2 separate regions of the Homo sapiens genome follow, and region 1 is linked to region 2. The links are chromatin contacts, found by Hi-C or POLR2A ChIA-PET in ENCODE. All regions are on one chromosome and are shown on one strand. The core of a region is the stretch at or near the end of the contact, and the rest is flanking DNA. Distances in the headings are between cores, read along the strand shown. Region 1 overlaps BUB1B-PAK6 (BUB1B-PAK6 readthrough). Region 2 overlaps BMF (Bcl2 modifying factor).

Region 1 (3,620 bases), core at 1,077-3,576, 130 kb before region 2:
AATGCAAACTAAAACAAAAGGGATATACCACTCCCTGTCATTATACAGTGAAAAAAAAATGGCAGGTGGGAGAGTGAATTGGTACAGTCTTCTTGGAGGGCAATTTTACAGTCTTGACCAAAATTTCAAAATGTGTATGTACTTGATCCAGCAAATGCACTTCTAGGAATCCAAGTTAAGAAATAGTTGCACATCGGCCTGAAGATATTTGTATAAGAATATTCATGGTAGCACTGTTTGTAACTGCAAAGAATTTGAAGCCACCAAAATGTGCATCAATTGGGCAGATTAATTGGGTGACAGATCTATACAGGATGGTACATCCCCATGCAATGAAGTATCTGCAGCCTTAAAATGAATGAGTTTTGTCAGTCGGTATGTATGTACCAGCTATGTGTGTACCGGTATGCATGTACATACGTATGTATGAGGAAGGATGACCACGATAGTTGAGCAAAAAGACCAGGTTTATCAATGTTAACTTGAAAATGAGATGGCATAATCTCATATAAGTTTTTTTATTTAAAGATATTTCTATATCTGTATGTTTAAACCGCAAACTGTCAATGTGGTTATCCTTGGAAATAGGAGTGGTGGTGAGAGGGGTCTTTCACTTTGGACTTTTTACACTCTTGCATTGTTTCAGTGAACATGTACTGTTGTATTTAAACAATACAAAAGTAAAAATAAAGGAATGTATGTTTTTAAAACTAATAATAGGCCAGACGCAGTGGCACACGCCTGTAATCCCAGCACTTTGGGAGGCCGAGGTGGGTGGATCACCTGACGTCAGGAGTTCGAGACCAGCCTGGCCAACATGGCGAAACCCCGTCTCTACTAAGAATACAAAAATTAGCTGGGTGTGGTGGTGGGCACCTGTAATCTCAGCTACTCAGGAGGCTGAGGCGGAGAATTGCTCGAACCCGGGAGGTGGAGATTGCAGTGAGCAGACTGTGCCATTGCATTCCAGCCTGGGCAACAGAGCGAGACTCAGTCTCAAAACAAACAAACAAACAAACAAACAAACCCTAATAATAGAAAACCAAGAGCTATGAAGAGTACCTAAAACTTGTATATTTGAACATTTTCCTCTGCAAAGTCCACTTTAAGGCAATGTGGGGATATGGAAAACACTTTTTCTTCCTTCATGTCTTTCAAATTTTCAGAAATGTTGTTAGAGGGAGGGGCAACATGAAGATGTGAAGGCACTAAGGCAGGAGATAGAGTTTATTACGTTAAATTCAAAACACTATCATCTTATTCAGATAATAATTACAATGACTCTCTTTAAGAAATGTAACATTTCTAAGTTTCTGCCAGTTTATGAGAAGCAGGCGGAAATTCCTGAAGAAACATCAACAATTTCATAAATCAAGAAAAATCATGTTTTCCAGATTTCTGCTATAGTAGCTAGCAGAGATAATAGCCATTTCATGAAAGGAACTGAGAACTAAACAAACCAGCTCTCCTGAATCTGCATCAGTCAGGTTCTCTGTTAGCCTGGAGAATCAAGTCCAGGACAGAAGCTATGGCAGTCCTGGGGTCTCTAAGCAACAGGACTGACTGCAGTCCCACAGATCACCCCTGCCTGGATGAGAGATGCTCCCACCATGCTGTCCACCTAGTGCATCCTTGCAGGGAAGGAGTCTGATTGGCTGGCTCAGGTCATATGCCTGTCTCTCAGGGAGGGTATCCTGGAGAGAGTGCTTCTGTTATCACACGATATAGGGAGGAAAGTTAGGGTGCTGTTACTAAACCAAAGGGGAATGGGTGCTGGAGACCAAAGGGGACCAGCCAATGATTGCCACAGCATCTTTGCCTCTTTTTCTAATTATTTTCAATTCCTGAGTGTGATAATCAGCCACTGTTGATATTCGATTCCTGTCTTGTGAAACTGATGGCCTGTGCAAACTGAGACCAGTTCCTCTATTCTATCATGTTTCTTGACTTCCTGATTTGATGAGAGGATCTGCAAATTTAGAACCATTTTTTCCACAGGCTGTAGAAAGGGGGGCTCCACCGGCCTGCAAAGGTATGGCTGCTGCTGCAGTGGGCAGGCCAGCAGATGCCTGTGTTTTTGGGCCAGTGGTCGGCCCTGGTGCTTAGCACATGGCAGGTGCTCATGTAAACTTTGTTGAAGGAATGAATGAACATCTTTAGAGGTTCTGTGCTCTAGCCACCCTCCTTAGAATGCGTGAATCCCAGAGCTGAAAGGCACTCTAGGGATATCAGCCCTGTCCCTCCTTCTACAGGTGAGAAAACCACAGCCCCAAGAGATTAGGTGACTCAGCAAAGCCTCAGAGAAAATTAAAGGCAGTCAGGAACTCAGCTGTTCCTCCTCACAGATCCATGAAGTTCCCTTTGCTGCCGACGGCAGCCCCATGCTAGCAGCAAGCTCTGAGTGTGACAGATCTGTAATTTGGACAAAGGCAGTGGTGGTGCTGTCACCACAGACATTTCTGCCTTTGAATCTTGGCTCCCAGGGATTTGCAGCCGCATGAATCAGTCAAGCCAGTGTCCTTACAATTTCTTAAAGTCTTTTACTGTGTTTTTGTTAATGGACATATACAGTACTTGCAGTCTCAAAAGTAATTTGCCTCACCTGCACCGTTTTGGTGAGTTGGATTCAGCTGGAACAACTGTTTATATCAACCTTGTCCCACTGCATGGTTTTAAAGAAACCATCTGGGGATGTGTTTGGAAAGGCCATGTAGCAATGAAGTTCTAAAAATTTTCATAAACTAGTGCTTCCCAAGTTTTCCTAAAGAATAATAAAAACTTTTAGAAACAAAGCCTAGGGCTCCAGTGTGTGGGTAAAATTCCTTTGCTGCCAAATTTTTCTAGATCTTTAGATGCTTCCCCACACTCCACACCCGCTTGTGCTGCATGTACAGAGGGTGCCTCACTCAGGCCTTCTGATGGGCCTGTCTCCACCCACCTACACTAGTCAGCGCCTCTCACCGCAGGGCCAGGAAGGGAGGAACAGATTCTGTTCTCCTTCCTTCCCACCATCCCAAGCCAGGGCAGGTTCCGGAAAGGAAGGGCTTGATTAATGAGCAGGTGTTGCCACTGAAGGCCTGTATATCCCACACTCCAGAGCTGGTCTTACCTTGGCGGCACTCGTCAGCCCTGCGCCTCCGGGAGAGCTAGGCCAGAAGCAGGGGCTCTACCTTCAAGAGATTTTTCTCAAGCTCCTTCCTTGGCAGGGAGGGTACAGAGGAACAGACGCTTCCTGGACATCTGCCTGCTCCCAAAGTATTGGCAGCAAAGTGGGGGATGACTAGGTCAAGTCCTGGGGTCCTCAGTGGGAAGGAAGTTTCAGGGCCTTGTCAGATAGGTCCCTTGCATGCCCTCCCCTGTGGCCCTGCTCCAGCTGTCCTCCTGTGGGCAAGGTGTGTGGAGGATGCTGGCAGGGGCCAAGGGTGGGCACAGTCAGTGACAAGAGACTCAAGTGGCCAACGTCAGCAGACAGCCGGAGAGGGTAGCAGGTGGGCAACATTTGGCAAGGTCTTCCCTTTTTACCCAATCTCTAGTCACAATGCTACACAAGATATGAGGGAGGGGAGCACAGGCCAGAATCTCATCAATATTAGAAGTGGCCCTGGCAAGCGACTCTGCTG
Region 2 (3,384 bases), core at 577-3,076:
CCTCTGGCAAAAGGGCAGGGTTAGACAGTCTGTTTTCTTCTATTAGCACTGCAGCTTATGGAGGGAGGGTAAAGGCTAGGAGCGTGGCTTACTGTGTCTGACGAGCTGATTGAGGAGACACTGCAGTTACTCCCAGAGGGAACTGCCCCTTAGGGCAGTTCTGGCAAAGCAGTTCTGGCGGGAGTCTGAGAAGTTGGATAAGGCGGGCAGGCGGGGAAGAGGGAAAGGAGCGAGGAGCCCGGCGGACTGGCGCCCCTAGCGGTGGTTCTAACGCGTGCACTGGGTAAGTGTGGAGCGCTGGTCTAGAGGTCTTGCCTGGGGCTGTCTCCGGAGAGCAACTTGGCAGCTCTGTGCGTCTCAGTTTTCTCTCCCTCTTTTTGTGCTGCTGCCCAGGAGCTTCGGGAGACCAGCCTTACTCTACTGCACTAAAAAAGTGAAGACACTTTTTGATTTTTTCTTGCTCTGCCTCTTACTTTGCTCAACCCAGAAACTGGAGAGCTACCTCCAGTGCTTTTCCAGAGAAGAGCTTCAACCTGCTACTACGTGAATAACCAACTGTGGTTAAGGGTAGCTTGATAAATAAGGACGGAAGGCTGGCATGTTCGCCTGCACACGTTACCACCTGCCCTTTGTCATGGCACTGTCAGTGAATGGAGAAGCGAAGAGAAGGCTGGGGCCATTCTTTCTGTTCTGCAACTTTTATGCACTTGGGCAGCAGGCTGTCCAAGCTTGGCAGAGTGCTCCAATAGAGGCAGGCTGGCTCCTATCCTTTCTCATATGAGGATTTACCCTCAGCCTCCAATCTTGGCCAGGTCAGGCAGGCGTAGGGAGGTTGGAGCAGTTGTGGAGAATGCTGAGATGTGGATCCTCTATCTTTGCAGGCAATGCTGGCTATCGGCTTCCTCTCCCTGCCAGTTTCCCAGCAGTCTTGCCCATTGGGGAGCAGCCCCCCGAAGGGCAGTGGCAACATCAAGCAGAGGTACAGATTGCCCGAAAGCTTCAGTGCATTGCAGACCAGTTCCACCGGCTTCATGTGCAGCAAGTAGGCACGGGGGTTTAGGGGAGGAGGGTTGAGTCTGCTGGGGCTTGGGGGCCAGGGCCTGCCTCTCTCCTCTTGTCAGCAACTCTGTCTCTGCCAGACCTCAAGGATATTGTCCCAGAGTTTTGGTTATGGCGGTTCCCATGGGCAGGAGGGGCCTAACTGGCTAAGCATCTTGCCCTCATCTCTGAGCTCCACATTGGTTAACTGCCCAGTCTCAATTCATGTTCCATAAGAGCCCTCTCGGGAGAGGCTACAGTCTGGGAATAGGATGGCTTTCTGCAGCTCTGCTTGACAACCTGTCTCTTCTTATGGCCGTGGCTGAGGGGTTGCCCCTCACGGACCTAAGAGGAAGATTTTCCGGGTGCTGCAATGAAACTGGGCAGTTGGGGGGTGCCTGGCTAAGGTACAGTGGGAAACGGGTAACCAGGCCAAGGGATGGGGCCTGAGTTGGGGAAAGTGGTGGAACCGGTTGAAACCTGACACTTTCCAGCTGGGGAGGCCGCTCCTCACTGTCTCTGTCTGGGAACCAGGGTCTGGGACTCCGGAGAGTGTACCTCGGAGAGGCTCCCCAGACCGGCGGCCAGCCGGGCGCTCAGCCGGGCGCTTGGCCGGCAGCCTGGCACCAGCCCCGCCAGGGCGGGGCATCACGTGTCAGCCGAGCATGTGGCAGAGTCCATCAACAAAGGCGGCGGCTGGCAGGCTCGTGCTGGAGGAGCCCTCTGTGCCATGGCCTGGAGGCTGCCTTCCCTGTTCCAGCAGCCGCTGTCTGGGCTGGGTCCCCAGGCACTTAACCCTTCCTCTTCGGGCTGGCTTTCTGGATGGCTGCCAAGGCTGGGAGAGGAGCCTGAGGCTGCATCCGTGCTGGTACAGCCACAGCTGAAGCACAGGCATGCCACCTGGAAGCGAACACATTCTGTACTTCTGGGACTGTGTCCCCAGCCCAGCTGGCTCTGAATGTGTGTTTGTGTGTCTGACTGCGAGGAAATCAAGGGAATAAATAGCTTGACCATGACTGGGCAGACTCCGAGGTTAGAAGGGTAGCTTCAGGTGGTCGGAGGAGAGCTATTGGTAGGTTGACTTAAGGGTCAAACCATTACCAGTGCCAGGGGAAGAGGAATTGACCTTGGCTTTCCTAAGAACAGGACATTGCGGGTTACATATGGTTAGTGCCCTCTGCCAAGGAGTTCTAAGGACAGTTTGGGGCCAGGTCTGGGCCTGGTAAGTCCTCCCAGTCCCTTAGTGATCAGGAAGGGAGGGTGGCCCTATGCTTAGATAATAGATCTAAGCTCCAGTTCTTACTCTCTCCTTTGATTATTTGGTGGAAACTTGGCTTCGAGTTTCCCCTTCAGTCCATGTGTGGACTCACTCTGATTCTTGTTTTCAGTTTCTTGGCCTCCTTCCTGCCCATTCACTCCACCGTGGTTGTACAGGCCTACGGCTGAGCCCAGCTCACAGCTTCCAGTCCTGGTACTGGAGAGGATGGGAGGACACAGTGGCTGTGGCTCTTTTAGACTCATCTAGCGGGCTCCGTGGAAGGCAGCTTGCTTCATTTGCAATAATCTGATCTCTTTCACCAGTTATTCCCCAGAATATTCCCCCATCCACTGGTGAGCCTCTATAGGCTTGGGAATAGGCCGGGAGCCCTCCCTGGCACAGGACTAGGATACAGTCCTGGGGGCCCTCCTAACTTGGTCCTGAACAGGAGGAGGAGGAGGCCCTTATCCCAAGGTCTGGCCCTGATTTTTTTTTTTTTTTTTTTTTTTGGCTCTTTCGCCCAGGCTGGAGTGCAGTGGCATGATCTCGGCTCACTGCAACCTCTGCCTCCCCAGTTCAAGCGATTCTCCTGCCTCAGCCTCCCGAGTAGCTGGGATTATAGGCACGCACCACCACACCTGGCTAATTTTTGTACTTTTAGTGGAGACGGGGTTTCGCCATGTCAGCCAGGCTGGTCTCGAACTCCTGACCTCAGATGATCCACCTGCCTCGGCCTCCCAAAGTGCTGGGACTACAGGCGTGAGCCACTGCGCCTGCCTTGCCCTGCTTTTTGCTGGTTGGCATCACTTCTCCCAGTTCAGAGCTGCCTCTTTGCATGCACAGGTTAGTTTTAGACAAGGTGTTGTGCTTTTAGCCAGAGCCACCCAAGCTGGGGAGAAGGAAAGTGGAGGTGCAAGGCATGAGAGTCTCCTCTGCCTTGCACCTTACTCCACACTGGCTCCCAGGTTTCCTGTACCCCTACCCTCCTGCCATCTACCTACTTCTTACTTACAAGGGTAGGAGGCTGACCAGTGAGCCTTTTCTAGCTCAAAGAGCTGGTTTTCCCAAATTTTCCAGTACAAAGAGCC

The links. A loop is a pair of places that touch in the nucleus more often than their neighbours do. ChIA-PET counts read pairs that join two places held with the same protein, here RNA polymerase II (POLR2A). Pooled maps may share reads with other maps.
Region 1: a loop to region 2 is called in a pooled map, with 2.0 times the contacts of the local background. The contact joins two enhancer-like sites. A Hi-C loop is called at or near these places in 1 of 168 maps with a recorded cell type or tissue (endothelial cell of hepatic sinusoid) and 1 of 50 pooled maps. POLR2A ChIA-PET finds 5 or more read pairs at or near these places in 9 of 52 experiments (AG04450, MCF 10A, WTC11 and 4 more).

The regions. Positions count from the first base shown.
Region 1 is chr15:40,233,702-40,237,321 of GRCh38, reverse strand. All of the region lies in intron 1 of BUB1B-PAK6 (BUB1B-PAK6 readthrough), which reads right to left. All of the region lies in intron 1 of LOC107984763 (a long non-coding RNA gene), which reads left to right. Among named protein-coding and RNA genes, the nearest start is that of PAK6, 3.6 kb to the left of the region's middle. Within about 2 kb of position 2,326, at least 5 of the 41 ENCODE cell types and tissues checked have a DNase peak (open chromatin) inside an H3K27ac peak, as active enhancers do.
Region 2 is chr15:40,101,838-40,105,221 of GRCh38, reverse strand. BMF (Bcl2 modifying factor) reads left to right here. Exons shown (of 5, transcript NM_001003940.2): 4 at 882-1,042. Among named protein-coding and RNA genes, the nearest start is that of BMF, 5.3 kb to the left of the region's middle. RefSeq lists a silencer at 130-322 and enhancers at 855-1,420, 1,421-1,985. Within about 2 kb of position 1,826, at least 29 of the 41 ENCODE cell types and tissues checked have a DNase peak (open chromatin) inside an H3K27ac peak, as active enhancers do.